Linked DNA regions of Homo sapiens: regions 2, 3, 4 and 5 are each linked to region 1. Evidence: chromatin loops called from intact Hi-C (ENCODE). Cell type or tissue: Panc1. All regions are shown on one strand. Each heading gives the region's core, and the rest is flanking DNA. Links, peaks and the distances in the headings are about the cores only. Region 1 overlaps TTC12-DT (TTC12 divergent transcript). Region 2 overlaps LOC105369501 (a long non-coding RNA gene). Region 3 has its middle 57 kb from the start of DRD2. Region 4 overlaps ZW10 (zw10 kinetochore protein). Region 5 overlaps USP28 (ubiquitin specific peptidase 28).

What was found. Peaks named below come from ENCODE experiments on the same cell type or tissue, not always from the same donor. Only the 100,000 strongest peaks of a DNase experiment are listed, where the experiment ranks them.
Region 2: it touches region 1 in a loop (3-fold over the local background); 6 of 110 quality-filtered maps call a loop at or near these places.
Region 3: it touches region 1 in a loop (10-fold over the local background); 97 of 110 quality-filtered maps call a loop at or near these places.
Region 4: a loop joins it to region 1, with 10 times the contacts of the local background. A loop is called at or near these places in 89 of 110 quality-filtered maps.
Region 5: it touches region 1 in a loop (5-fold over the local background); 53 of 110 quality-filtered maps call a loop at or near these places.

The regions. Positions count from the first base shown.
Region 1 is chr11:113,303,305-113,309,189 of GRCh38, forward strand. All of the region lies in intron 1 of TTC12-DT (TTC12 divergent transcript), which reads right to left. Among named protein-coding and RNA genes, the nearest start is that of TTC12-DT, 8.2 kb to the right of the region's middle. In Panc1, for the core only: a CTCF peak has its summit at 2,587 (motif pointing right); a DNase peak (open chromatin) is centred at 2,577; H3K27ac peaks cover 1,960 bases.
Region 2 is chr11:113,491,390-113,497,274 of GRCh38, forward strand. All of the region lies in intron 1 of LOC105369501 (a long non-coding RNA gene), which reads right to left. Among named protein-coding and RNA genes, the nearest start is that of DRD2, 19 kb to the left of the region's middle. In Panc1, for the core only: CTCF peaks have their summits at 2,846 and 3,047; no DNase peak of the experiment used is centred there.
Region 3 is chr11:113,529,638-113,535,522 of GRCh38, forward strand. No RefSeq gene overlaps it. Among named protein-coding and RNA genes, the nearest start is that of DRD2, 57 kb to the left of the region's middle. RefSeq lists a silencer at 3,090-3,384. In Panc1, for the core only: CTCF peaks have their summits at 3,261 (motif pointing left) and 3,478; a DNase peak (open chromatin) is centred at 3,244; H3K27ac peaks cover 2,053 bases; H3K27me3 peaks cover 317 bases.
Region 4 is chr11:113,727,555-113,733,439 of GRCh38, forward strand. ZW10 (zw10 kinetochore protein) reads right to left here. Exons shown (of 16, transcript NM_004724.4): 16 at 5,633-5,885. Among named protein-coding and RNA genes, the nearest start is that of TMPRSS5, 24 kb to the left of the region's middle. In Panc1, for the core only: CTCF peaks have their summits at 3,531 (motif pointing left) and 3,739; a DNase peak (open chromatin) is centred at 3,507; H3K27ac peaks cover 3,413 bases.
Region 5 is chr11:113,796,640-113,802,524 of GRCh38, forward strand. It overlaps USP28 (ubiquitin specific peptidase 28), which reads right to left. Exons shown (of 26, transcript NM_001346252.4): 25 at 4,844-5,039; 26 at 1,236-2,776. The coding sequence ends at 2,601. Among named protein-coding and RNA genes, the nearest start is that of CLDN25, 20 kb to the left of the region's middle. In Panc1, for the core only: CTCF peaks have their summits at 196 (motif pointing left), 397 and 2,562; a DNase peak (open chromatin) is centred at 218.

The DNA.
Region 1 (5,885 bases), core at 620-5,619:
AGCACTTTGGAAGGCCGAGGAGGGAGAATCACTTGAGGTCAGGAGTTTGAGACCACCCTGGCCAATATGGTGAAACCCTGTTTCTACTAAAAAATAACAAAAATTAGCCAGGCATGGTGGCAGGTGCCTGAAGTTGCAGCTACTCAGGAGGCTGAGGCAGGAGAATTGCTTGAACTTGGGATGCAGAGGTTGCAGTGAGCCAAGATTGTGCCACTGCATCCAGACTGGGTGACAGAACGAGACTCCGTCTCAAAAAAAAAGAGAATGATATAATGGGCTTTGGTGACTTGTGAGGGAAGGTTGGGAGGGGCGTGAGGGATAAAAACTACACATTGGGTACAGTGTATGCTGCTCAGGTGACATATGCACCAAAATCTCAGAAATCACCACTAAAGAACTTTTCCATGCAACCAAACACTACCTGTTCTCCAAAAATTATTGAAATTTAAAAAAGGTTTTTTAATAAAATAAAAAGCTGGAAAAAAAAAACAATGAAACCAATGCTAAATTCCAGTGACAGATTGGTAACAATAAAAATACAATTTTGTTCCCAATCAAGTTCAGAGACACCCTGAATTCTATCCATGGACCCTTGGGAGGGGGTCCCTGGACCCTAAGTTAAGAACTCTTAGTTTAAAGGATACAAGATGGCAGAGACATTCTAGGGCTGTCCAAAAGGATATGCAATTTGAGGAAGGAAAAGCCAGGTGAGATAACATAGACTGTTCTTCACTGTGGTTCTGGAAGCTGGAAAGCACCAGTGTAAGTGATGAAAAGTGAAAGGGGTTCCAGGCTCTCCAATAATAAAATACACAAAAACAGTCCATTTATCACTGATTCATTTGTCAGATTATTTCTCATCTTTTAGATCAGAAAAAAATTAAGCGTGCTGATGAGGATACTGTGAAACTAGCACTCTCAAGCATTGCTGGTCATAGTTGGCAAATGGTACAAATTTGTACAAATCCATTGAGAATCTATTTGGGAATATTAACAACCATAAAAGTTTGAAATCTTGATTGAGAAACCCATTTATGAGAAGCTACCCAGAGAAAATAATCTGAGATACATAAGAAGTTTTACTTAGAGATGTTTGTTGCAGCAATATTTACATGAGCAAAACATATTAGAAACAACTAAAGCTCTAAAATGATAGCAAGTAGTCAAGTGAAGTAGAGAAATGAATAAATGGAATGCAATGTGAATATTAAATATCAGTAATGAAAACAATGCAATTACCTGGTATAGACTTTAACTAGAGACAAGACAAATATGTATCCTCTCTGAGCCTTGATTGCCTTGTCTACTAAAAGGAAGATAATAACACTATCTCCTAAGGTTGTAACTTGGTTTCATGGGATAATGTTTAAAGCTCCTATAAAGAGCCTGAGACATCAAGGGTGCTCAGAATGTGTCAGCTATTATGATTATGATGACATTATGCTATGCCAATAAAGTAAAACAAAATCGTATGTAATCCTGGTTACATCATTGCAAAAATATGTAGAAGAAAGACTGAAAGGAAATACATCAAAATGTTAATAGTACTGTTGGGGTAAGAGGTCATGAAAATTTTCTGTCTTTCTCTATATTCTAAGTTTTAATTATATACTTTAAATATGCTCTTAAACTGTTGATATAAAAGAAGCAAAGATGTGTTCTAGAAATACATATCTCAACCTTTTATAGCAATTGAGATGGGATCTATATCAGGACAGCAAGTAACTCTGGACTCCTTTAATTCTCTGTGTGCCTTCTTGTCCCCAAAACCTTGGAGGCAAAAAAAACCTCACTGCACAAAGCTGTGCATCACACAATTGTTTCCTTTCCTTTCCTTTCCTTTCCTATCCTTTCCTTTCCCTTCCTTCCCCTTCCTTCCCCTTCCCTTCCTTTCCCTTCCCTTCCTTTCCTTTCCCTCTTCTTCTCTTCTGTTTTCCTCCCTCCCTCCCTCCCTCCCTTCCTCCCTCCCTCCCTCCCTTCCTTCCTTCCTTCCTCCCTCCCTTCCTTCCTTCCTTCCTTCCGAGATGGGGTCTCAATCTGTCGTCCAGGCAGGAGTGCAGTAGCATGATCTTGGCTCACTGCAGCCTCAAACTCCTGGGCACAAGTGATCCTCTTGATTAGCTGAAACTACAGGCACATGTCACCATGCCTGACTAATTTTTTTTTTTCACTCTTTTCAGAGATGGAATCTTGCTTTGTTGCCCAGGCTGGTCTAGACCTCCTAGCTTCAAGTGATCCTCCTGCCTCAGCCTCCCAAAGTTCTGGGATTACAAGCATGACCCACTGTGCCTGGCTCTGTCTTTATAATTTCTGAGTGGTATGAATCACCCCTAAATGAATGACCAAGTACCCTAAATAAATGATGAATAAGTGTTAAACATTCTCTGGAGCCTAAATTGTTGACATCATTTAATTCACTATCCAGAGAAGTGATCACAGCAGCAGTAGCAGTCAGAGGCAGCTAGCCAGGTACGAGACACATAGTAGGTGCTCAGCAAACATTAAATAAATGCATGAATGGCTGACTGCTCGTGGGTCCCAGCCTTTCTCTGCCACAGTGGTTGTCCAGGTGCAGCCAGTCTGCCACACGGTGGCAGTGCTGTTCCACACTAGGCAGGCTTGGTGGCACCGGTTCCACCTGGCACTGAATGCCCAGTGCTTTTCTTTTTCAGGCAGAGAAGTCCTACGATCCCCAGAAAGGATCCAAAGATGACATTGATGGAGACACGCTGCCTTTCTTAATGGAGTGGGGGGCATGCCCCTCTGGCTATAGTTAAGATGTATCTTTCACCTTTGCAGGGGTGGGCCAGCCTGTGAAGTGGAGGGAGCAGTCTGTAAGGAGGCTTCTACGTTCACGAGGCGCAGCGAGGCCCAGCGAGGCCCAGAGGCTCCTGGAGTGGTCACTGATGGCAGGAGTTTAAAACAGGGCTCTCTCAAGAAAGTACATCTGAGGCAGTGTGGTGCGGTGGGGTAGCCTGAGCTCTGGTGGGACACAGACCAGGGCTCACATCTTGGCTCAGCCTCTGACAAATCACTTTACCTCTCTCACTGCATTTTCTTGTCTTTGAAATAGGAATAAGACCTTGTAAGGCTATCAAGAGCTTTAAATTAAATAATGCATGTAAAGGACTGAGCACAATGCCTGGAACATAGCAGCTCATTAAGGGCTAGTTACTATCATTACTGTTGTTGTTGTTAATAACCGTAGTGTCATTTCATTAAGTATAGAAATCTCAAGGAAGACTCTTGGCCCCTGTGGTCACACAGACTAAGTCTAACTGGATCCTGAAATTATTTCTACGTCTATGGTAGAATGCTGTTTTTTGTTTGTTTGTTTTTAGTTTTTTTCTTTCAAAAGGACATAGGTTTGGAAAAAAAATCAAATGTGACTTTTGAATTCTCTTTAGGGAGGAAAAAGACAGTGTTACATTCCTTCAGCTTCCTCCTTCTCTAAATTTTGAAGCCAAAGTTATCAAATCAATTGCAGCTCCAGCATCCATGGTGAGGGGTCTTTGTCTAATGGGCCATGTTTGTAGTTTGGTTCCTGGATTCAGGTTGACTTTGTCAACACCAATCACTCTTAGCAGGCAAAGGTGAGATCTCTTTATTCCTCATGTCCTCAGGAGAAAAAAAAATATCTCTCCTAAACTTTTATTTATTTTTGTTTTTTAGTGATGGAGTCTTGCTCTGTCGCCCACGCTGGAGTGCCGTGGCGCAATCTCGGCTCACTGCAACCTCCACCTCTTGGGTTCAAGCTCAGCCTCCTAAGTAGCTGGGACTACAGGTGTGCCTGGCTAATTGTTTTGTATTTTAGTAGAAACGGGGTTTCACCATGTTGCCCAGGCTGGTCTCGAACTCCTGGGCTCAGGCAATCCATCCGTGTCAGCCTCCCAAAGTGCTGGGATTACAGGAGTGAACCTCCGCACCTGGCTGCACCTAAGTTTTTAAAGTATGGTTGATGAGAAAAGACAAAGAGAGACAAAGACAACAAAGACAATTGTTTACACTAAAGAGAGAGCAGAGTAAAAGAGAGGGGAGACCACTTATACAATCTCCAAGTCTCAGATTTACTGTACAATCTCCAAGTCTCAGACTTACCGTGAACAAATGTTCTCCCATTTTTATTGAGAACATAAAACAAAAGTAAAACTGAAGTATCACACAAGGGATTTGGATCAGGTGGAAGTAGTCGTTGTGAAAATATGATTCATAAAGGTTCTCTAGGAGAAATATATTTGAAACGCAAGTCAGCAACAATTTAAAAGTCTGTTTCCCTCTGTGCATTTGAATATATATGAAAATACATAGACATTGACACTTAAAATGTAAATCATAACCATTGTTATTTACATATACTCATATGCGAGGTCCCTAGACTTTGCCATTGTAACAAGTGAAGAAGAAGTGTTCCGAGTGGCCGTATTAGACATGATGGGCTACATTATGCTGCGTTAACAAACAAGCCCCAAGGTTTTATGGATTATAACAAGAAAGGTCTGTTGCTCACTCATTCTACATATCCATCAAAGGTAGACAGATACCTGTCCTCCATGAACTCACTCAGGGACACCATCTGGTTGCTGGGTCGGGGGAAAGGACATGTATGGGGAGTCAAACTGGCGCTTAAAGGCTTCTGCCCATTTCACTTCTCCCAACACTGCATTGGCCAAAGCAAATCACCAGGCCATAGAGAAGTGAGATCCTACGATGCACCTGGAAGTGGGGAAATTGGAATCTTCCTGGACAGCCCAGTGGCTATCCGGGGTTTACCAGGACTTTTGACATGTTAAAGTGGTCAATCTGTCAAGTGCAAGATTTATCCTGAAAAGTATTTTGTGACTGTAACAGTGCTTATCCTCCAGGATGGACCACTCTGGGAAGGTTGAGGCAGAGAAACTATAAACACCCTTATTCCTTTTCCATCTAGAATAACATATTTGAACCTTCCTCTAAGCAGAGCAAGAGAAAAACTCACTTATTCAACAAATCTTTATTTAGCTCCAACTAAGCACCAGGGGCTGGGGATACAAAGATAAAATAAAGCAAAATCCCTACTCCCAGGAAAGGCATTGTCTAGTTACCCTGTTGGATTTAGAGAGTTGGGACTTGGAGTAAAGTTTGGGTTCGCAGAGATGTATGTGGGAGTCATCAAGATGGAAGTGACTTCTGAAGAAGCCACGAATGTCTGTGACTTCCAGCTCAACCAGGAGCAAACATGCTGCCCCCGTCTTTTGCATCCCTCCTGCCCAATAAACTCTTATCATTCCATCCCTGGGCTCTTGCCTTGTTGTGTCCCTGTTCCACACCCTTCCTATGGCTTCCATCCGGGATATAGCTGCCCCTACCCACATCTCTGGGCTCATCTTGCACCACTCTTGCCTTTCACAATGTTTCTTGCCTCTAAACTTTTGCCAGTCCTGTCCCCTCTGCCTGGAGCCGTCTACACACTCCCAGCCTGCACATTAACCAGGGAAATCCCTATTCTTGTGGGGACTTGCCTGACAGCATTTCCTTCTCCCTCCCTCTTCCTTAGGCACTAGACCTTCACTGCCCTTATCATACTGTTCTATTAATGTAATAATCTGTTTATGCATCTGTCTTACTCATTAGACTGTGGGATCCTTGAGGACAGAGGCTGTGCCCCTGGCTCATAGTATGATAATTGGTCACAGCAAACACTCCAACAACTTTTGTTGATATTTCTGTGGCAGTGAAGTATGATGAGATTATCAATAAAAGAGATGCAAGCATGAAAATATATCCCATAAGGTTGGGTGCAGTGGCTCACGTCTGTAATCCCAGCACCCTGGGAGGCTGAGGCAGATGGATCACCTGAGGTCAGAGGTCCAAGACCAGCCTGGCCAACCATGACCAATGTGGTGAAA
Region 2 (5,885 bases), core at 511-5,510, 190 kb after region 1:
TTGTTTCATTAAGCTCTTTTTCATAGAATGGCTGGTAGAACATGGAAGCTAATTATCATCTTAATTGGAGAAGACGAACTGGTAAATAATATGTGTTAATTATCAGGGAAAACCCTATAAAGGTTAATGAGAAATCAAAACTCATAAGCAAAGGTTCTTGGATTTCTGGACAGGTAATTCCCAAGCCTTGACAGCAACAGAGGTCAGGTGGCCACGGCCAGGCACCTACTGGGCCTTCCTTTGCGTGGGCCAGAAGATTAGAGCCACTGCTCTTTCTGATGCAGGAGAAGGTAATTCATAAACCTAGTATTTTCTTTAGACATTTATTTATTTTATAAAGCATTTGTCCCTTTTTTGTTGCAGTTTTCCCTCCAACTTTGTTGAGGTATACTTTAAGCATTTCTTAAAGGCCTTATACTTTTCTGGTGAGTTAGGGCTGTTGTTCTCTCCACATGGTAAGAGTACTGGGCACTAACTAAACCCATCGCCAGTGTGCTCTCCTGGCCTTGGATTTCCTCTTTCGAGAATGACCCAGGACCTCTCTCTTGAACGAACTCAGTCTGCCTTGCCCCTGGGCTTAGCTCTCCTCACCCACTCCCTTGGACTTCCTCCCTCACAACGCAAGAGCCCACAGTCTCCTTTAGAATCAACTCTGTGGTAAACAAATGTTCATGTTCCCCCAGATTCCTCAACCAAGTGGCCTCCTCTCTTCCCAGTTTAACTAAAACTTGGCACTTCCCTACAGATATTGACTCTCCTCCAGGTTTCTCAGTTAGTAAACACTCTTTCTTCCACAACCCAGAAATGTCTCATCAGGAGTTCATGGTCTAGGGGCACACAGACAAGTACCCAAACTTTTACAACCCATGTCATTAGAGCTGCACAGAGGGTAGAAAAGAAAAGGTACAGACAGGTACAGACAGAGGGCCCAAAATCCAAATTTGGACATCAGAGAAGTATCCCAATAGAAAGTGACATCAAACTTGATAACAAAAATGGACAGAACTTAGACAAGCAAAGAAGGGGAGAAAGTTTCAATTACTTGGAAAAAGCATCATATTTTAAAAGCACAAATCCCAACAAATTACTCCCTTGCTTAAAATCTTCAATTGTTCCCCATTTTTTAAATCCACACAGCTGCAGGAGGGAACATTATTATCCACCATTTTATCCCCACTAGGCTCATAATAAGAATTTGATAAATATTTGGCAATACAAAAAATTAACATACAAAATACAAAAAAGACTTAACAAGACATTCATAGGTGAAACATTAAAAGCACAAAACAATGTAATTTGCTAAATTCCCTAGAAAACTATTATTTCTTCTTATAACAAAACCAGCATTTGGGTAATGCCTAGTGCAGTGTCACTTGCCTAGTTGGTACTTAACAAATGTTTGTTGAATACATGTAGCGTTTGGTAATTAAGGCACTTAAATTGTAATATTCTGTAATCCTGTGCCCTGTTATTCAATGTCTCCATGAAACAAACAAACAAACAAACAAAAAAACTGACGTTCTTAAAGGGTAAGTAAATTTCACAAGATCACTCAAGTAGTAAGTAGTAAAGTTACAACTAGATCTTATGACTTCCAGTGGCAACATCTATGCTCTTTTCAAGGAGCACATAGAATCTAGATGCATGAAAATTGTAGCATCAGGGAAGCCTTCACACAGGTGAAACTTGATCTGCGTCATGACGGATCAGTAGCATTGGGATAGACAGAAAGTGCAGCAAAGCAGGATTTCCTAGTGAGAGGACCTGCATGAACACAGGGATGGGAACAGGGAAAACACGTGTCTTTCAAGGGACAGAAAGAATGTTGGTCCACTTTAGGCAGAGGGTCCACATCACTGCAGAAGCTCCTTATTCAAAGATCAATTGAATTCAAAGCACTGAATTCAAATAGCAACTCTTTCTCCGTAATAATTCAATAGCATCAGATTGACTCTGATTACAGGTAACCATGGCAAAAAGGAAACATGTTAAGTTTCAGAAAGGAGGAAGTTCACCAGCTTCTCTTTTTCTACTCCAAGGCTCTGCAAGATGGTGATGCACATTTATCATGCTGGGTGTGTGTGCTGAGGTCCTAAAGTGAGCCACATACTAGTAGGACCAGAAGAAGATGTCTATTTCCCCAAAGTTGTGTAAACCCACTGGAATTTATTGATACCCAGAAGGCCTTGAACAGACCTTAGCGTAGTGTTATAAGCTTATCTGCTTGCAGATCCTAATAGGTTAAGAAGCTTCTGAAATAAAACTAGAGAACCAAGAAGGTGGTAGAACAAGAATTAAAGATTTCCATGAGAAGCTGGCGCTGCCTGGGGCTCAGCAACTGGTGCATGTGGCTGGAAATGGTAGCCCGTTGGGGAGGGGAGTGGACACCTTCTGAATAAGCATGCAGAGTTCGTTGGAGCTCATAAATGTCTAAATTGATATTCCATGTCAGTTGCATTTACACTAGCTTCTTCTCAATTTTGAATAATTTCTTCATGCTTGATAGGGAAACCAAGACTTTCCTGGCACTAAATTGTTTAAGCTTACATTTCAGAGATTTTATATTTTATAACTTTCACTTCCTTATTATCCAGGCCATACTTGCACACAGATGAAATATGGTATAAACTACAGTAGAGCAAAAAGGAAAGAATGAAATTCGTCTGCAACCCCAGCACCGAGAGACAAGTACAGTTAACTGGGTATGTATTTTTCCAGAATCTTTGCATAATTTTTAAAATAAAAATAAGATCAAACTGTGCATACAATTTTATTTTATTTTACTAATGTATGTATATATTTTAGAGACAATGTCTCCCTCTGTCGCCCAGGCTGGAGTATACTGCCCTGATCATAGCTCACTGCAGCCTCGAACTCCTGGGCTCAAGCAATCTTCCTGCTTCAGTCTCCTGAGTAGCTGGGACTATAAGCACATTAGCTAGCTGCCATGCTTAGCTAGTGTTCTTGGCTTTCGTGGAGACGGGGTCTCACTATGTTGCCCAGGCCAGCCTCAAACTCCTGGTCTCAAGGCTTCCAAAGTGCCGGGATTACAGCCATGAGCCACTGTGTCCAGCGTGTACATTTTATATTATATATGCTGATTTTTTTTGCAAGGCTCTCCAATATGCTGGTTTTTAATTTGACAATATAACATTCAGCATCTCTTCACATCAATAAATAGTCATCCACAGCATTGTTTTTATAGTCATACAGTGTTCTATTGTGTTGGTGCCACTGGTGATCCATTGTTTGACATCTAAGTTGTCTCCAATCATCAGATATTATAACCATAAATGATGCTTTGGTGAGTCTTTGCATGCATCCTGAATTATTCCCTCAGGGCTCCTTGTCCCTTTCCAGCTTCTTCCTGCTTAAAGCACCTTCACTGTTGCTCCTCTTTCTGGCCAAACTGAACGTCTTCAGGTTTTTTGAACTTGTCACGCTGTTTGCCTCTGTGCTTTTGTACATCCTCATTCCACTGCCTAGCACACTCTCCACTGCCTGAGCACCCTTATCCATTCATCTTTTAGCTCTCAACAGAGACATCACTTCCTCAGATGAGTCTCCTCTGACACCCACCTCCACCACAGACCTCTGCACCTCTCATGTCACCACCGTCACCCACTCTTCATTCTCTTACGGCAGGAATCAGCCTGTGTTGTAGCATCCTGTTGCCCTGTCTTTTTCCTTCACTGAGCTGTAATGTCCACAAGGCTAGAAACCATGTCTGCAGTGGTCAATGTACCTAGAACAGTGCCCAACACATAATAGGTACTCCATGAACATCTGTTTAATGATCAATAAGTACCTTCCTCACTGTAAAACTGCTGCATCAAAGGCATGCCCTTGTTAAGTCTTGTGACACACACCGCTCCCTGGAAAAGCCTTGCCTTTACAGTTTACCTCTACTCCCACAGTGTGCGAGGGTGCACATTTCCCCACATCTTGGATAGTCTTGCAAAAAAATCTGAGAAGACTTTCTTTCCATGGGGCTTTATTTAAAGGGCATCGATTGGAATGATGTGCAGTGGGTTATTCAGGAGTCTCAACGCAGTGGGGTATAAACATGAAAATTAATTTTTTCTAGTCACTGCTTTCTGCTGTGTTCTGTCAAATCCCTTTCTCCCATCCCTTGATATTTTGGGCAGAAAGTGAATAAATATTCCTGTCACTTTCAGTTACTAAAAACTCAGTCCAGTCCATTTAAAACTCCAAATTCATATCTGGTTCAAAGCTCTTCCTTTTGTCAATGTCCCAAACCCCAGGAAGACTGTGGCTTTAGGGACTTGGAGGTGGGGGAGCAGCATGGTCTCCTCCTTCACTTCTCCTCCTCCTCTTCCTCCCTTCTCTGGATCTAGCGGTTCTAGACTTGGGGGCAGGAAGGAAGGATGGGGAGGCAGGAGGCATCTCAGTGTGGCCGAGAGTGATGGTGGTGAGGAGGCATCTCTGATCTCAGCCTGGCTCACCCTGGCTCTGTGGGAGGTTAGTGGACCCCGCTGAGTGGCAGTCTCCACATGGAGGGTGGGGTCTTTTTTTGGAGCAATATTCAGCTCAACCCGGGTCTCCTCTCCTAGAAGGAACCACTTGAAAAGGAGGTGGTAATGCCCCCCTTCAACCTGCACTGTGCCCCCCTCTCTCTGAGTGGTGCCTTCCCGACTTATTCTGGCAACCAGCTGGGCAGCCCGCAGTTCCTGCCCTTCCATTCCATGCCCCTTGTGTGGAACCATAGGCAATACTGTGGACTTCCACTGTGTCCTCCAAGGGCTGCTGAGACCCAGGATGGGGTAACCCCAGTGCTTCTTTCCCAGGCCCTCTGCAGCCCCTTCTCCCTCCACTGGCATGGGCCATCTCCACAGGTCTTAGAGAGTCTCTAGAGCAGAGTGCCAGTGCAGTGGTCTCTGTGATCATGTGTCTTCCCATGGGGAGATAAGGGAATTGCCCCCACCACCAACACTGTAAGGTTGCAGCTCTGGTGCCATCTCCCCATACCATTCCCCAGTCCTCTCTTGGTATCTGCAAGAGTGAGGAGCAGAAGGCAGGACGGAGAGTGGCTTGAAGGGGGAAGGTCAGTTCTGCAACCAGTTTGCAAACCTGTGGTTTACAAACCACATTGCCAGGACATGTTAGCCCTGCTCCCAGGCAGCTCTGTTTAGAATGCAGGCTTCCTCAGTGCCTCTTCTCCTCTGCTTTGGTTTGGGCCTTAGCCACAATTCTGGGGCACCAGAAAAATCCCCCTCATTATTTTGCTGCAGATATAACAGTCATGATCCTCAACAGTATGGTTATGATAATTGCAGAAATAGACTGCACATGGCTATTTCTTGTAGCAGCACTGGATAAAAGCTAAGGGTAAGACTAGGCAATTTGGATTAAAAGGAAAATAGTCACATAAAGCAAGAGAGACAGAGCCTAGAGCCCTGCAGTGTGGGAGTGAGGGAGGGTGAAGAGGGGACAACGAGTTGAGTAGGGGTTCATGTGCCTCTGGGGCCCAGAGGGTCAAGAGACCTCTCTGTCCGCTTTTGTCCACTGTCTGGGGCAATTGGATATCTCTTGCGAAGCAGGGAGGGAGAAAGGGACCCCAGTGAAACCCTCTCACCCTGCCTCAGTCCTCCAAATGTCACATCTATTTGAGCTGATGCTCTGACCAAAGCTCCTCCCTCCTCACTGTCACTGGCCAGAACAATCCATATATTCATTTCCCAGAGCCTGAGCTATTACAGGTGATTGAATAGGTGCAGAAGTGCCCATGGATTGGGAGAGGGATGGCCAGGGATTGTTTCCAGCACCCAGCATCCATGAGAAAAAGCACCTTGGATAGGATCTCAATAAATCAATCACAGTGTGAGGCCCTCCCAGCTCTCTGGCATGGTCTGTTGAAATAAGAT
Region 3 (5,885 bases), core at 580-5,579, 230 kb after region 1:
GGCAGCTTCACTTCCAAGGGCCACATGGAACACTGCTACATTGGTGGTGCCCAGTGTGCACATTTACTGGTAATTATACCCTGAGTAGTCCCCTCCCACAGTGACTCTGAGCTCAGCCACATGACTTTCTCTGGCCAGTGAGACACTGGCAAGCATGCCACAAACAAAGGCTGGGTGGGTAAGTGCTTGAACACTGGGGCTTATCCTCTTGAAACTCTCCCTCCTGGAAGCCAGCTGTCAAGGTGTAAAGAAGCCTTGGGGAAACTAGCACTCTGTGAGAGGCCACATGGAGAGAAGCCTGAAGGAAGAGAGATCATCCTGGACATTCCAGCCTCTATAGACCTCCCAGGTGAATGCATTCTCATGATTGACCTCACCTGTATCTTGTAGAATGCAGAAAAACCACCTAGCTGAGCCCAACCAACCCACTGAATTGCCATTGTTCAATTTAGGCACTATTTGTTATGATCATTTTGAGGATGATTTGTTATGCCGCAATAGACAACAGAAACAGGCCAATATGGAAACTCCCATGTGCCTGATTCCTGGCACAGGAATACAGCTTCCCTGGCAAGCCTAGCTGGTCCCTGCAGCTGCCCAGTGTACCAAGGCCATTTGCTGGGACCAGGGCTGCCAGCAAAAGCCAGACCCAAGTTAGAAAATTAAGCCCCCAAATAAATGCACAACCATAAAATGGAAACACCCAAGAAAAGCCACAGCTGTATACAAATGTGAGTGGCCTTTGTCAGGGAGAAGAAAGGAAGGCCAGGCTGGGCTCTGATGTTGCCTTCCTCTGGACCTCCTTACAAGCACACCTGGCAGCAAAACTGCACGAAGCTCCAGCCTCTTGGGGCTTTTGATCTTGGAACAAAACAAAATAACATTCCACACCAACTCCTACCCAGCCCCATGCAGAAATTCAGGTGGTGTTAGACCCAAGGGGAATCCTGTGCTCTGGCCCCCTTCTGCTGCAGGGTAGAATCCACACTTTTTTCCCTTTGTCCAGCATCCCTATGTGCCTGGCATTGTGCACAGACCCATGATTGCTGCTTAGGAGCAGCAGGAGAAGAACCACCAACCAGGAGAGTAGACAGCACTCCTGGGAGCCACCAAGGGGAATCTTGAAAGTTGAGGAGCCCTAAAACAAGGATGTCTTTCTGTTTATTTATACACAGTATCCTTTTCTTCAAGACTAAGCTAGGTTTCTTTTTTTTTTTTTTTATACTTTGTGGCTCTTGCTTCAATTACAATTAAATCACTTTTGTGAATATAAAATCCTTCTTTTCCAGCAGAAAGGCAGCTCCTTGAGAGCAGAGACTATGCCTACCTGATTCTACATTGCAACTGTGTTGCCCAGCACAGAGCATGGCACATACTGAGTACTCGGCAAGTAGCTGCGGAATGAATAAATGAAATGAATGAATGTGAAGCCCAGTGTCCTGCATGCAGGATTTCTTGTTGATGATGCTGATGATGCTGTCTCACACCTCTGTGCCTTTACATGTGCTGTTCCTTTGCCCAACATCCCTTTCTCTCCTCTGTCCCCCACACAGCCCTCTTACTAGCTCTGGAATGGTGAGCTCATTTCAGACCTCTTTGATCTTCAGTTTGTTCCTCCAGACACGGGGATAACACCTGCCTTAGAAAGAGGGTGTAAGAGTGAACTCTGACCATGCCTATAAATTGCCTGGCTTCAATAATGCTAGCGGGCTTTCTCTGACTTCTAGCAAAGATTCCCATGACCATTTCTTGGTACCGTGTTCTCAGCCCCTGGTGCTGTGTAGCCAGAAGTCATTTTTATCATAAAGTAGTTAGGCAGTGATGGGAAACCATCAGGTGAGCTAGATCCATGTTTCTCAGATTTTATTGTACGTGAGCATTACTTGGGGATCATGTTAAAATACAGATTCTAATTCAGGAAGTCTGCGTAAGGAAGGGTGCTGAGATTTTGCATTTCTAGCAAGCACTCCAAGGACGGGATCCTGCAGCCCTAGGAAGCACTCTTTGAGGAGCAAGAGGATACAACACCAGCCTTAAGACAAGCCAGGAGAGAGGCAGGGGCAGCCATAGGGTGGCCACTGGAATCAGGCATGGGCAGTGGTGGCTGTGGCTCAGGCTGTTTGGGTGACAATACCCCTGGCTAGTAGGTGGTAGAACCCGATGCTAGTAGCTCTAGGGCCCCTGCCTAGAGGCTGCACAGCTGAACTCCAGGGAACGCCTGGAGCAGACGTTTCATTTTCCAGTTGGTGGAAGTAGGAGGAAGCAGGGGAGTTTTCTTCTGGTGAGGTTGCTCTCAGAATTGGTGCCAGAAAGACATATGTTCCCAGTTGCAAGTTTCTGAGCCTCTGCCTCTCACCCCTCCTACTAGAGGGCAGTTGAGAAGAACACTAATCATAAAAGGAGGCCACATGACACGTGTTACTCTGAGGAGCAGGAAGGCCTCCCTGGGCAATGTCCCTGACTGGGAGCTGATACTGCAGGAAAGGAAGGGGGAAACTAGGGCCAGACTTTTCAAGGAGCTTAGTAAGACCTGTCGGGGCCTGCTGGTGGCACATGGCACATTCCTTGTGACCTCCTGGCAGCCCTGGAGGAGAACAAGCAGAGCCCACCCAGGTCAGAAGGGGCCTCTTCTCCTCTGGGCTCAGGAAAGTGGGGAGAGAAGCGCTTTACCTGCATTGTCTCTGTGGTTCCCAACCTTCCTGGGGGTTCCTGGGGGCTTCTGAGGACTCTTGTTTCATGTCTAAGCCATCTGCAGATCCCTTCACAAGAGCAGCCACAGTGCTTAGCGTCTGTTGATTGAAAACAATGCCATGACAAAAGCCAACGGGGCTGTTCACTGATTTCCAGCTTTATTCTAAGAACACTGATGGACGTATGAAAACTGCTGACCATCTATGACCAGTCGGCCTTAATTCAGTGTGCGGGTAACGGACTTAAGGTGTCAGTGGTAACACAGATCTTTTGCAATCATTCTGTATCTCCCCTCCCTTCTTGGTCTTTGTTATCTCATTTAATCCTGAATCCTTTATCTCATGGAGCCTTCACAGCAACCCTTGAAAGTAGGGTATTGCTACCCTCATTTTACAGACCAGCAAGCTGAATCTCTAATAGGTCAAGTGCACTGTCCAAAGCCACTTGTTGAGGAAGAAGCAGAATCAGGTTTGTAGCCCGGGTTTTTCTGACACTGCAGCCGACCTCTTTCCACTGTATTCCTGGGGACTTCCTTAGCCGCGGCTTAGCATGGAATCACTCTGGCGCCCTCTGGAGGTCACTCTTCCATCCTGCCCCTTGGTTCCCAATGAAGTCCAGTTAATCACAAATTAATACCCATTGCTTTCCTTTTCTTTTTTGTAAGGTCTGGCACCCTGAAGAGACTCTTAAGTGAAATATAGCTGATTATTATAAAAATGTGTCTAAGAATGGAGACACGTGCAAGGGCTCTCAGCCCACTCTCACAGCCTAGGGAGAAGAGGAGGTGATGGAGGAGGAGGTGACAGGCCCCCTCCACCCCCACCCCACGCCCACCCCCACGTGGCCCCACAGCTGTCTGTCTGTGTCAAATGTTCTAAGCAGAGGTTGGGGGCTTCACTCCCCACACAAAGAGAGTTCAGAGCTGTCAGCACCTTTCCCACGGTACACTAGGTGCTGAGGAACAGGTGATAATTACAGCCCTGTCACCCTCATCACCTCTGAGCTGGATGAGTTTTTTTCTAAAAACAAATGTTGTGCTGCCTGAAGATCAAAGTTGGAGCTTAGGTTGGGGAAATACACACATGCAGGCTGCTGCTCTTTTCCATGAAGCACAGGGAATTGGCTTGGAAAACACCTTGGAGATGGCTGTCTTGGCCTCCTGCCAGGGGAAAGAGATCGTAGGAGGGAGGAGGAGGCTGCCTGGCCTCCATAGGTGCACCTTCTGCCTCCTGAGAGAGGTGATCCTTCACCAGCCAGCATGGCGGGTCAGAGTTCCATCCCTCTGCCCTTTGGAGAAAAGGAACCTGCGTGGCCCTTCACATCTTAGAAGGAACCTTTCATGTAGCGCCCACCTGTACCTCTGAAGTCAACTCTCTTCTCCAACTTAAATGCTCTCCAACTCTTTGGATTTTTAATTTAAAAGGACTCAAAGCTCCTCAGTCTCCTCAAGGTCTCCCTGTCCTCAGGACTCACCATCATGTATCTGTGAACATCTGTGTTAAAAAGCAGCAATGAGACTAAAATATTCTGGAAATATGTACTCAGATTTTCACATTCAGATTTACACACACTTCTATAAGCCAAAACAATTTCCTATACAAACAAATGTCATTCCACATAATATCTACTGTTAATTGAGTATTTTACTATACACCAAGCATTGTGATAAGCATTTACACATGTTACCCCATTTAGTCTTCATGCAGCCTTATGAGATGGGTATAGAGACTGTGTATATCACCATCACTTTACAGGTAAGGAAACTAAACCCTAAAGATGTTAGGAATTTACCGGAGTCTCAGAGCTAATGAAGTATTGAGAAAGCACTGAACTCCATACCTGTTTGTCTCCAAAACTCCACGCTGTTAACCACTCCTCTATCTCTTCTACCTCATACAAAATCATGTAATGTTGTTTTACATAAAACTGTACATACACTCCAATATAGCTCTACTTAATTGCATTTATAATGACATAAGCATGCTCAGGAAGGGATCCCAGTAAGTCCCTGCAAGTTGTCATAAAATCAAAATTTCTATTTTTAAAAAAAGACCCTATAGAAATAGGGTCCTCTCCCAGTGTAACTTACCTAATCAACTTTACTTACAACTACTTATCATTCTAGAAACTATCATTTAGACAAAAGCAAAGCAATTAATGTATTGAAATACATTCTTGGTTTGCCTCAGCAATTTAATCTCTCAGAAAGCAGAGGTTGTGGGTAGAAGAAGGTATCTATTTGGAATCTAATTCTGCTTTAACAAGCGGCAACTGCTTAGAGAAGGAACAAAGAGAGAAATCCTGAGAAATAGTAGCCAGGTCACCTCAAAGTTCATGCTATTCACGAAGAAAAGAGCTGGGCATGGTCTTACTTGTACCTTAGTTTTTACAAGTCAGATTGCAAAATCTTCAGAGAAAAGATCGGCTGATCCCATGACCTGACACTCTCATGGCAGACAGCTCTGAAGGGATGACTTTCAAGAAAGAAATTCTGACAAGACAATTGCAAATGACTCTGATATAGAAGAAGTGTGATTGCACAGGATGAATACACACGAGTGACACAGACCTTTAAGTATAATGTCAGGAAGGCTGAAGCCCAGAATGAGCCGAAGCCAACACCACAAAAGGTCTTCTTGGGTAGAATAAGAGAAATGAGAACAAAGAAGGGCTAGATCCACCTCTCCAAGGACTAGCTGTATGACCTGGGGTGATTTTCTTAACCTCTCTGAACCTCACTCAGTTTCCTTGTCCATAAAATGGAAATAATAATTATTACACTGCAGGTTTCTTATGAGGATTACATGGAATGATGCATTAGAAAAACAAACAACAGGCTGGGCATGGTGGCTCATGCCTGTAATCCCAGCATTTTGGGAGGCTGAAGAGGGTGGATCACCTGAGATCAGGAGTTCGAGACCAGCCTGGCCAACATAGTGAAACCCCGTCTCTACTAAAAATACAAAAATTAGCTAGGTGTGGTGGTGCATGCCTGTAATCCCAGCTACTTGGGAGGCTGAGGCAGGAGAATTGCTTGAACCTGGGAGGTGGAGGTTGCAGTGAGCCAAGATGATGCCATTGCACTCCAGCCTCTGGGCAACAGAGTGAGACTCTGTCTCAAATCAAAAGAAAACAAACAAACAAAAATCTAGCACAGAAGAAGACATTCAAAAAATATAAGTTGTAAACATACG
Region 4 (5,885 bases), core at 557-5,556, 420 kb after region 1:
CTTTGGGAGGCTGAGGTGGGAAGATTGCTTGAAGCCAGGACTTCAAGACCAGCTGGGCAACAAAGCAAGAACCCAGCTCTGCCAAAAAAAAAAAAAAGTTTTAAATTAAATAAAAAAGTTTTAATGACAGAAAGCTGAAGGGCTCAAGCAGTATTTTCCTTTTATATTCTCTATCGAGAATGACCTTCAACTTGAAAAGGCTAGAACGAATGTAGTTGAGAGGAAAATGAAGCCTAACATAAATGAAAAGATAGGAAAAGAAGCTGGGCACGGTGGCTCACGCCTGTAATCCCAGCACTTTGGGAGGCCGAGACGAGCAGATCACGAGGTCAGGAGTTAGAGACCAGCCTGACCAACATGGTGAAACTCTATCGCTACTAAAAATACAAAACTGAGCTGGGCATGGTGGTGCATGCCTGTAATCCCAGCTACTCAGGAGGCTGAAGGAGGAGAATTGCTTGAACCCGGCAGGCAGAGGTTGCAGTGACCTGAGATCACGCCACTGCACTCTATCCTGGGGGACAGAGCGAGACTCCGTCTCAAAATAAATAAATAAATAAAATAGGAAAAGAGAACCTAGGTTTTCAGTGAGTTCACAATACCAGACCCAGAGAAATTATATCCTATGGGACTTACAAATAAAAGAAACTGCAAATGCAATAACAAAACCATGTTACATAGTCCTTGAGATGAGCAAATACTCTAATTTTCAAAAAGGGGGCAAAAGATCTACTGTGACTTCAGACTAATGCAACTGAAGCCAATTTTACAAACGATCTTAGAACAGATTACTATATAAATAGTTGGTAAGCAAAAGTTCTAATTTTTTTAGTTTTAAGCAATAATGTAGATATAGATATGGCAAACTAGACTGTGTTTAGGAACAGAGCTTAGTATTGAAATTAAATGAAATTTATAATAGTGAATGACACACTTAATGTTATACATAATTTTTATCATCCTGCACGGTAATCAAGCATAAATGGAACCCTTCATGCAAATAGAAACGATTCATATTCTTTTAAAGCATCATTTCTAAAGCAGGGAATGGGGAATGGGAAACAGAAGCCAGCCAGTGGCTGCTCCACTACCGACCATTCCACTCAGACAGATCTTAGGGAAGGGGTAGCTCTGCCTTAAACCAAGCCAGTCCCAGACTCCAGCAGCCATCAAGTCCTAGGACTCAGTAGGTGAAGCTGGGTAACCATGCCTTCTGGGATTCTCTGTGAAAGTAACCCCAGATAAAGTGGTTCTAAGAGTACAAGGGATATACTCTCTGATCAAACAATCAGTAAGAGGAAAGCCTCCCATGCAGATTTTGAACACCCAGAAGCTATGGGATTGGGTTAGGTAGAGCAAGTGGCTGAGGCAGAGGAAAGGAGCAGACAAAGGGGAAGTGGAGGCATGAGTCAGCTGTCAGCTGCTTTGGGGGTGTCTGTTATTTAATACTGAATGTTCAGGGAATGGGAGTGGAGTGGAGATACTAGGATGAGCCTGAGTGGAGAAGTGCGGTTGGGGGCAAGAGGAGGAAGGAAGACAGCTCCTGGGAGCAGAGGCAAGCGGGAATGACAAGAGCGAAAGCTGAAAGAAGGATGCCACAAGAGAAAACTGCACAGGAAACAACATTCAGACTATGGAATGAGTCCTGAGTTTCAAATACACTGCCTGGCCTTTGCTTCAACAATCTGCTGTGTTTGTGGGTTCAGGGGAAGGGAGGTAGGATAAGCACAATGAAGCATGACTGGCCACGTGATAATAATTGTTGAAGCTGAGTAATGGGTACACGGGTTCACCATACTATTCTACTTTTATGTTTCCATTTTTTAGTGTGTTTTTTTTTTCCTAAGCTACTAAGCGTTTACCATTTAACTCGGAGTTTAAAAACAAAACAAAACAAAACATAAATTCTTACACTGGTCTGTAAGGCCTGACACAATCTTGCTCCTCTCTTCCTGTTACTGCTCTAGCATCCTTGCTGCCTACCTGCTCCCTCACTCTCTGCTATTCCCTGAGCTCATCAGACATGCTCCTCTCACCCCAGGCTTTGCAAGAATTGGTCTCTCTCCCTAGCATTGTCTCCACCCAGACATCCACACAGCTTACTCACCTTCTTAAGGAGATGCACTCTGCCCCGCCTACGGAGAACTGCAGCTCGCCCCTTTGCTCCACCTTCTCTGGAACTCCTAATCCTCATCACCGTATGCTTACTTTTTCCTAGCACTTATCATCTTCAAACGTATATATATATATATATATACACACACATATATATATACACACACATATATATACACATATATATATTTCATGTTTATCTTTCATCACTGGAATTTAAATTACCAGAGGGACAGGAAATTTTTGTTTTGAGGTTTTGTTTTGTTTTTTTTGGTTGTAGTTCAGTGACTAGAATGCCTGGCACTCAATAAATGTAAGTAGAATGAATGCAGAAAGTTTAAGAACAACTTAGAAGCCTGTGGCAAGGGAGGGTGTAGGTGTCTTTGGCCTTGTCTTCTTCAATAGCTAGAGTAGCTAAGACCCAACTGCTCCCACCCTACTCTCATGAGCTAAACAAAAAAACTAGGGCACCCAATTTCTGAAGAGGAGTGAAAAACTTATACATAGCTCATCAGAATTATTGCCCTCCTCCCCAGCTTCTAGGCAGAGATTTCATAACTTGATTTTGAGACATCTAAGGCTATTTCCAGCTATAGCTTGTGATTATCACAAAATTCTTAACCAAGCTCTTCATGATAAAGTGAGGAATTTCTGTCTCAACTATTAAACAATTGGAAAATTTCTCAAAACCAGAACTTTGTAGTATTTTGGAAATTTTAGGCTTTGGCAAAATGCCTATTTTTAAGAGAAACTTATCACATAACAAATGTTTAAAATTGGTTTTGTGATTAGGGAGAATGTGGGCATCAAAACCCAATTTAGAACTACCTGGTGCCAAGACTTTTTGTACATGAGACAATTTCCAATAGGCTTATCCCTCCCTGCATTGACAGCTATGTCCCATGGCTAAGAAGTTACTCCTACACATCTCCACAAACCAGCTATGGAGTTGAACAAATTACTTCCTTGAGCTGGTTTCATGATCACAAAAATATCGTGTGTGTGTGTGTGTGTGTGTGTATGTGTGTACGCACACATCCTCACATATTTGTGTGTACCATTCTACTTTCAGAAGACGGACAAAATCTTGGGAAATCAGATAAACAATAAAATAAAACCCACCCCCAAAAAGCTGGGAATCATTGCCTTAAGTGATAGCGTAAGTATTTGCAAGCATGAGAAAGGGATTATCCAAAACTCCTTTAACAGTGTTATTAATGAAAGAAAATACTGTTTGATCTATTCACAAGTGATTGCTGAGCAATGTGCTGCAGCATATAGTACAGATGTTGTTCAGAGTATGGATGACCTTTCCGGAGCTGACCAAGGTCAGAATATAAGCTCAGGGTAAAACGGTCAGGTTTCTCTGGCTTGCATTTCCACAGATCAGGTCTAGATGCCTTGTGAGGCTCCCAGGCTGAGGTAAGAGTGCCATCTGGAGGATCTCCATTTCAGAGAGAAATGCATTTGCAAAACTGACCATAAAACAGGTCACCAAGTCGGGATCCACACAGAAACAGGAACCATTATCAAATAATTGCATGGATTTACACTGTTTGCACACTTGCCTTTTTAATAAAAACTTTCCTTTGGGAAACCTTTCTTGAATTTCATCTCTCAAAGTCATTTATATAGTTCTTGTTGCTCTTTAGGAAGGAGGTTTCTTCTACTTGGCCCATAGATCCACTGAGTCAAGCCCCTTACAGTTCCCCTTCTCCCATAATCTACACTCTTTTCCTAAAAAAAGAAAGTTTGATTCCCAGGTGGGACAGGTACCCTCAAGATCCCAGGGAATTCTCAGGTTCCCCATCAGAACAGGTACCCTCAAGGGTCATGTAACAGTTGCCATGCCAACTTCCACATGCTCAATTAGATGATTCATCTCTAACCAGAATGAACATGCACTTAACCATCAGCTATCAATTGCCTTGACCAGGGAAGAGGATAGGGTCTGCCTACTCCATGTGCCATAATACATTACTTTTAATGGCAAAAATTGCAATTACTTTTGCACCAACCTAGTATAAACTATTCATTAGGTGAAACAGTCCCGAGGGACTGCATCTGCATAGGCTAAGAAGAGCTGCAATGCAGTTTTCTGTGTTACTGTGAGGAAGGAGTGAAAAGCATGCTTTTCAGTTACAAGAGATCCTACCTCCAAATTGCTGTACCTGTCAGGAATAGCTTCTATGAAGAAATCTGCTGTTCTGTGTAATAGCCCTGTGATGCATTTATTTCAGTTCTACCCTTAGTTCCCCATTCTCTCAATTGCTGAGAAAAGTAATGCTACCTGAAATTACATGAATTTTCAAAAATGGGTATTTTCTTCACCTGCGAAAATGGGCCCTTCCTCCTCTCTTAGAAAGCCAACTTCTTTGTTCCTCAAAAAAACAAAGCTGATTCAGACAATTCTTTTCTGCGTTCTCATAATAGGACATGCAGAATATAGATAAATAGCTTCTTGTTAACCACAGCTGAATTCTTTCACAAAAAGAAAACCAGTCTTCTTTCTTAATAGTTCTTGTATGACCCTTAAACAGGAAAAAGAAAGACTAGGCAACCAGAATGACATGATTAAAGGGGCCGAGCCAGAACTAAGAAAAAGGTTAAGGGCAGGAGGAAGAACAGTTTGTTCCATGTCTGCAAGGAACTGGAGGACCGTCTGCCTGCAAGGCTGAGGACTAAGGAAGCACACCCACTGGATTAGCAATTTTTTTTTTTTTTTTTGGAGACAGGGTCTTATTCCGTTGCCCAGGCTGGAGTGCAGTGGTGCAATCTCCGCTCACTGCAACCTCCACCTCCCGGGTTCAAGCAATTCCTCTGCCTGAGCCTCCCGAGTAGCTGGGACTACAGGTGCCCACCACCATGCCCAGCTAATTTTTGTATTTTCACTAGAGATGGGGTTTCACTATGTTGGCCAGGTTTGTATTAGCAACTTTCTTCAGACAGCACCTACCTCAAAAGGACCTAAAGGTCATACCCCTTATCCTCTTTTCAGAATAAGAAATTGTATTTCAGTATGAAGAGATACAATCCAGAGTCCTAGACAGGTTCAGAATAACCTTAACATAATATATTCCTCCAATGGCTGCAAGGAGTTAAAAACACAAAAAGCTGAGTTGAAGGATTACCTATGTCCACCAAATAAAGGATTAGGCTATAAAGACCAGAGTCAGCATGTCATGGCACATACATTCCAAAGGAACATTGGCAATTTAAGACCTTTGCCATTTGACAAGATAAAGAAACAGTGTTGAGAAGGAGGAAAAGTCCAACCAAGAAAATAAAATTTAATTGAAATAGCAAAAAGTGCCAAAAATGTGTGCTTAAACAAAGTCCTAGGAGTCCCAAGAATTCTGAGAAATTATCAGGTAGTATTATGATGAATGAAGATGACCAGTCAGTGAGTCCTGTGTGACGGTCATATACCTCAATAAAAAGGATGGCATAGAATGTAAGAAATCTCGTTGTTCTCTTTTGTCAAAGCTCCCATGTTATTAAAGACACTCACCCTTAATTGTAAAAAGCAATATTTATTGGAAAGAAATATTACAGGAAGTCTCCTTAATTCCTGTAAGGCCAAATATGGTGGCCCATTCCTCCCTTCCCCTCCTCCACACCCCTAAAATATCTCCGATTTGCTCAGAAATTCTCTACCCTGACTCCTGGAATCTCCCAATTCCTCGTTCCAAAGCTAGGGCCTGCATTTACAATGTATATAGCTCCCAGAGGGCTCTGGAAGCAGCATGAAATAATGCTGCCTGACAGTT
Region 5 (5,885 bases), core at 1-5,000, 490 kb after region 1:
AGATCGTGCCACTGCACTCCAGCTTGGGGGACAGAGTGAGACCCTGTCTCAAAAAAAAAAAAAAAAAATGCTTAGCCTGACAGCTGGGTAACAAACAAACAAACCAGTCTGAGACCTTAGTTTGTGGAGGCCTTTGGTTGTACCTAAAGGCAGCCAGCTACTGTTAGGAATAAGAAACTATTAATAGTTCTCAGCACTCCCCCTGGTGGATCCAAATGATACAGACTACTCAGCACCATACACTCCAGATGTCCATCCATTCCTTTCTTTGCCAACTGTAGATTCCCAATAGCTGATCAGGAAATAACTACTGTTAAGGAGACACAAAACAAAATATTTCACACGATTACCAAGGACAGTTGAACATCTATTAAAAGCACAGGCTATGAAGTCAGACACACCAAGGATTAGTGTCCTAGTTCTACCACTTACAAGATCTACGACCTTGGATAAATCATGGTCCCTATCGTCATCCCAGGGTTAAAATAATATAACTGAAGCACTGCACACAAGACTCAATATTGACAGGGATTAAAAAGTGAAAGGCAAATGGTGGCACACAGGATGTTAAACTGTAAAGGGTAATCAGTAAGAAAATTGATCAACTTCCCATGAAACAATCTTTGCGATGAGTTTTAAAACACTAAAGCACCTCTGAATATCTGTAAAGCATGGCCTACCATTAATCAAAATACATTTTGACCCTTGAAAAACACAGGTTTGAACTGCATGAGTCCCATGAGGATTTTTTTCAACCAAATGCAGATTGAAAATAGAGTATTCACAGCATGTGAAAACCCAAGTGTATGGAGGGTCAACTTTTCCTATATGTGGGTTCTGCAAAGCCAACTACAGAATTTGAGTATGCATGGATTTTGGTATATGCAGGGGTCCCAGCAATTGCCGGTGTCTGCTGAGGAATGACTACATAAGAAACTCCATTCTAAGAAAATTGCTGTTTTTGCATTCAAAAATTTGACAAAGTAGATAAGCTTACATGCAATGCAAATAGCCAATGAGATTAAAAAGCTTCAGTTACCACTAGGTGCTGCTCAATAATTGACTGTTGCCTTTTATTTCAAACACTGGCGCGTCAGTCCCCATCCAGTTTATCAACCCTCTAATCTGCTTTTTGGTTTTAAAGAAGAAAAATTGGAACAAGACAAATACCAAGTATGTCCATTTCCCAAATGGAAAATATATATTTAAATAAAGACCATACTGCACACCAAAGGTAAAACAAATACTTTTATTGCACATTTATAAAATCTGCATAGTTGTATCAATTTTTTTCCCTTTCATGATTCCATTAATCTTTAAAATTTGGTTAAAACACAATATCCAATCAGAAGCCTTTTAAAAATGATCAATGGGAAGTATTTTTCTCTACATATACATATATATATAGTTTTGCATATGTATGCTGGTTTTTTTTTTTTTTTTTTTTTTTTTGTACAAACCCACATCCCTTACTTTTAAGGGCAAAAAAGAAGGCCGGGTACGATGACTTGTCTGCAATCCCAGACTTTGGGAGGCTGAGGGAGGCAGATAGATCACTTGAGGCCAGGAGTTAGAGATCAGCCTGGCCAATATGGTGAAACCCCATCTCTATTAAAAATACAAAAATTAGCCAGGTGTGGTGGTGCATGCCCGTAATTCCAGCTATTCGGGAGGCTGAGGCACGAGAATCACTTGAGCCCAGGAGACAGAGTTTGCAGTGAGCTGAGATTGCACCACTGAACGCCAGCCTGGGCGACACAGTGAAACTGTCACAGAAAAAAAAAAAGAGCAAAAAAGAGGAGGTGGACCTAAATGGTCTTTGGGCCAGCAGTAGCCCTATTGACTGTTTTTGACAATTTTTAGGTATTAGAAAATTTTACCTAAATGCCTAATAACTATTAATGGATGATCTTCAGTCAAGTTACACAATGCTCTTCTGTCTAAAGTCCTTAATACTTTACTTTCTTTCACTGAGGACTGAGTATGAGGTTTTCTGGTTTAAAGATAGAAAAGAAAGGAGAGAGACAGGTCTCTTTTGACTTTTCAACATCTCACTGCCATGTGAGCTTATATTCTACCCACATGTAAAAGGGTGCAGTTCATCAGCAACCCATTTTGTTATCTCCTGGCAAGAGCCAGGCAAGGTTTATATTTCTAATCTCTTGTAGTTAAGAATTTTTAAATGTCATCTGTATTTGATAAAATAACTAGTAGCTGTTCATCTGGTTCAGGTTCTCATGAATCATTCTTCTATTCTGCTGTCAAAAATATTTATGCCTGAAGGATAATTTTAAAAGTGGCAAGAGGCTTAGAAAAGCCTAAGCATTGTTGTAGGTACAAGGCATTTCAGGTCTTCTGGCGTAATTCAACACCTTAATACACTGCTTTCTGCCTTTTCTAGTGAAACAGCTTTTATGATTTTGTACCTAAAAAGTGCAATTTTATTTTCAATCCTTCTTTACACATGCAGCATGGTTGGGGTCTGATCGGAATCTTATGTGCCCACCTAATCCTTTTCCCAAGGTGAGCACTATGACAACGAACTTCTGTGCAAGAGGCAGGCAGCCAGGAACCAGAATGGGCCTTGAACATGTGGGAGCTTATTTCACTGTCACAGTTGAAACTCCCTGAATTGACTCCATGACAGCTGCAAATCGGCTACATAGGTCATAGGGAGAATTGGGTCGAATAGTTGGAGGCTCTTTCAAGACGATGATTTCTGCAGAAGGATCTAGAAGTCTGGGTAGAAACTCCCCTAGGCACAGCTGCAGATTTTCTGTGGAGGGAAAACAGATGGTTACATATACAGCTAAACAGATTTCTGAGTAAAAGTGAACAAGCCTTCTATTAGCCCCTTACCTAACCTCAAAGGTCAAAGCATTATGCTGGCCAGTTACTAATAAATGATTATTCCTTCAGGCCAAACCAGGAGCAAAGGCAAATAAACCAAACTTTAGCTCACTGCTATATAACAACTATATAATTACTTTATTACGAAAGGGTCTTCTAACCAATTGTCTTCTTAAAATACAAGGAAGTAGATATGATACTCTAGCATAGATATGATGGTAATTATTTTCTTTCAAATGTTTACAATATATCAGTGTATACACATGGTTTTAAATCAGGGGTGTACAGTCTTTTGGCTTCCCTGGGCCACACATGAACCTCACTAACAATAGCTGATGAGGTTAAAAAAAAATTCATAATGTTTTAAGAAAGTTTAGAAATTTGTGTTGGGCTTCAGGTTGGACAAGCTTGGTCTAAATAAAAACTGAAGACAGTAAAGGGAAACACATGGCAACTAGCTATTACAGGATTTTTAAATAAATACTATCAACTTAAACACTTGAACAAGTCAATGGAATATCTTTTTTTTTTTTTGAGACGGAGTCTCACTCTGTCGCCCAGGCTGGAGTGCAGTGGCGCCATCTTTGCTCACTGCAAGCTCCGCCTCCCGGGTTCACGCCATTCTCCTGCCTCAGCCTCCCAAGTAGCTGGGACTACAGGTGCCCGCCACCACACCCGGCTAATTTTTTGTATTTTTAGTAGAGACGGGGTTTCACCATGTGAGCCAGGATGGTCTCCATCTCCTGACCTCGTGATCCGCCCACCTCAGCCTCCCAAAGCGCTGGGACTACAGGCGTGAGCCACTGCGCCCGGCCTTTTTTGTTTTGTTTGTTTTTTAAAGATAGGGTCTCACTCCAAGCTGGAGTGCAGTGGTATGATCTTGGGTCACTGTAGCCTCGGCCTCCCAGACTCAAGCAATCCTCTCACCTCAGGCTCCTGAGTAGCTAGAACTACACTATACCCAGCTAAGTTTTCATTTTTTGTAGAGGCAGGGTCTCACTATGTTGCCCAGGCTGGTCTCAAACTCCTGGGCTCAAGTGAGCCACCCACCTTGGCCTCCCAAAGTGCTGGGACTACAAGTGTCAGCCACTGTGCCTAGCCCCATCAATAGAGTATCTCTATGTCAGTGAGAACCTAACAAAGAGGATTCATATCAGAATATATAACAATTTTCCAAGTCTACTGAACTCACCTAAAAACAACCAGCTTTACATTCCCTCCTTAAGATGCTTTAAACAAGCAAGGACAGTCCACTAATTAATCTTGAAGTCATCATAGTTAATATGCTATATAACTTCAAGCCACAGAAAAAATTCATCAAGGCACCCCTCCCATAACCATACTCTGCATGATTTTTTTTTTTTTTTTTTGGATATGGAGTCTCATTCCGTGGCCCAGGCTGGATTGCACTGGTGCTATCTCGGCTCATTGCAAACTCCGCTGCCCAGGTTCAAGTGATTCTCCTGCCTCAGCCTCCCGAGTAGCTGGGATTACAGGCGCCCATGACCACACCTAGCTAATTTTTGTATTTTTAGTAGAGATGGGGTTTCGCCTTGTTGGCCAGACTTGGTCTTGAACTCCTGGCCTCAGGTGATCTGCCCACCTCGGCCTCTGAAAGTGCTGGGATTACAGGTGTGAGCCACTGCACCCAGTCAGATTTTGATTTTTAAACTATAAAAGAGTTCATCTTTTGGCACATGAGAGAGTAATGGAAGTCTGACATTCCTGGAGAGCAGTGACTTTTTTCAAACCAGGCTTGTTGGTTGCCCATGGAGGTGATTTGGCAGTCATGGGGAAGCTAAAGGGAGGTTAAGAGGGGCAGAGGCCCAGGCTCCCTCCTCTTGTTTCAATAGAGCAGATCCATTTTTAATTTACTTATATGCTAGAAGGTTCCAATTCCTTAAAAAGGTTTGGCAACCAGTGCTATCAAGTGAGAACACTGAAATTTCTACAATTCTCAAAACCTCAGAATATTATTACCAAGAGCATATACCTGCAATATCTTGCCCAAGGTAAGAGCACCAATGGTTTCTCATGACCTCAATGGCATCCAGATCATCCTTGGAAATGTCATTATTAATGATAAGGTGAATGCAGGGGATGATCAGTTCATTCATCACATTAATGCCCTCAGTTACGGAGTGATCATCATTTGTTTCAAAAAGAGAAGCTGCTTTGGCATTCAGCTCCTACAGATAAAAGGTAGAATTAGGTGGGGAAGAGTCTGAAAAAGATAAATATCTCTTTAATAACAGTCTAAACAAGTGGTTCCCAAACTTTACTGCACATTGGATGTACTTAGGGATCTTTAAAAACTACTGATGCCTGGTTCCCACTTCTGATAAGCTGATTTAATTAGTGTTTAGATGACCGGGACACTGGGATTTTATGAAAGCTCCCAAAGTGATTCTAATGCTGTAAAGTTTATGACCCATTGGCCTAAACTTGTAAGTCAAGGTCATGCTTAACACCTGTTTCAACCAAAGACCTGTTCACTGGTTGTCTATCTCCTCTGAGCATCAGAATCACCTGCAGAAGACACACTGATGCCCAGGGCCCTTCCCAGGGATTCTGGTTTAATTGCTAGGGAGAGGCCTGAGCTTCACGACTGTCTGAAAGCTCCCTATATGATTCTGATGCACACTAGGGGTTGGGACTCAATAATGGAAAGAGTCTAAATCCCTATAATTGCATTACTTCAGAAGCTGAGTAGGATATTCAAAATGTCAATCTATTTGGTGATTTAAAATATAAAAACATGGCTCTAATAAAATTCAGATCCATCAAACCAACAAGATCCCTTTTCAGCTTCAAAGTGGCCCTGCCACACCTATAACTAATACAGATGTCAAAGTATAAATCAGAAAATAAAGCTATTGAGTATATGTCATGACTTAATCTCACCCATTCGGTATGAACAAGGTAAAGGCAGTGGTAGAAATATTGGCCTGACTTCTGTGAAGGGCAAATTTGCTGGGTATTGGTGAAAACACACACAAGCCCACACTCTGAAGGCAGGCCACCCCTTTACAGTT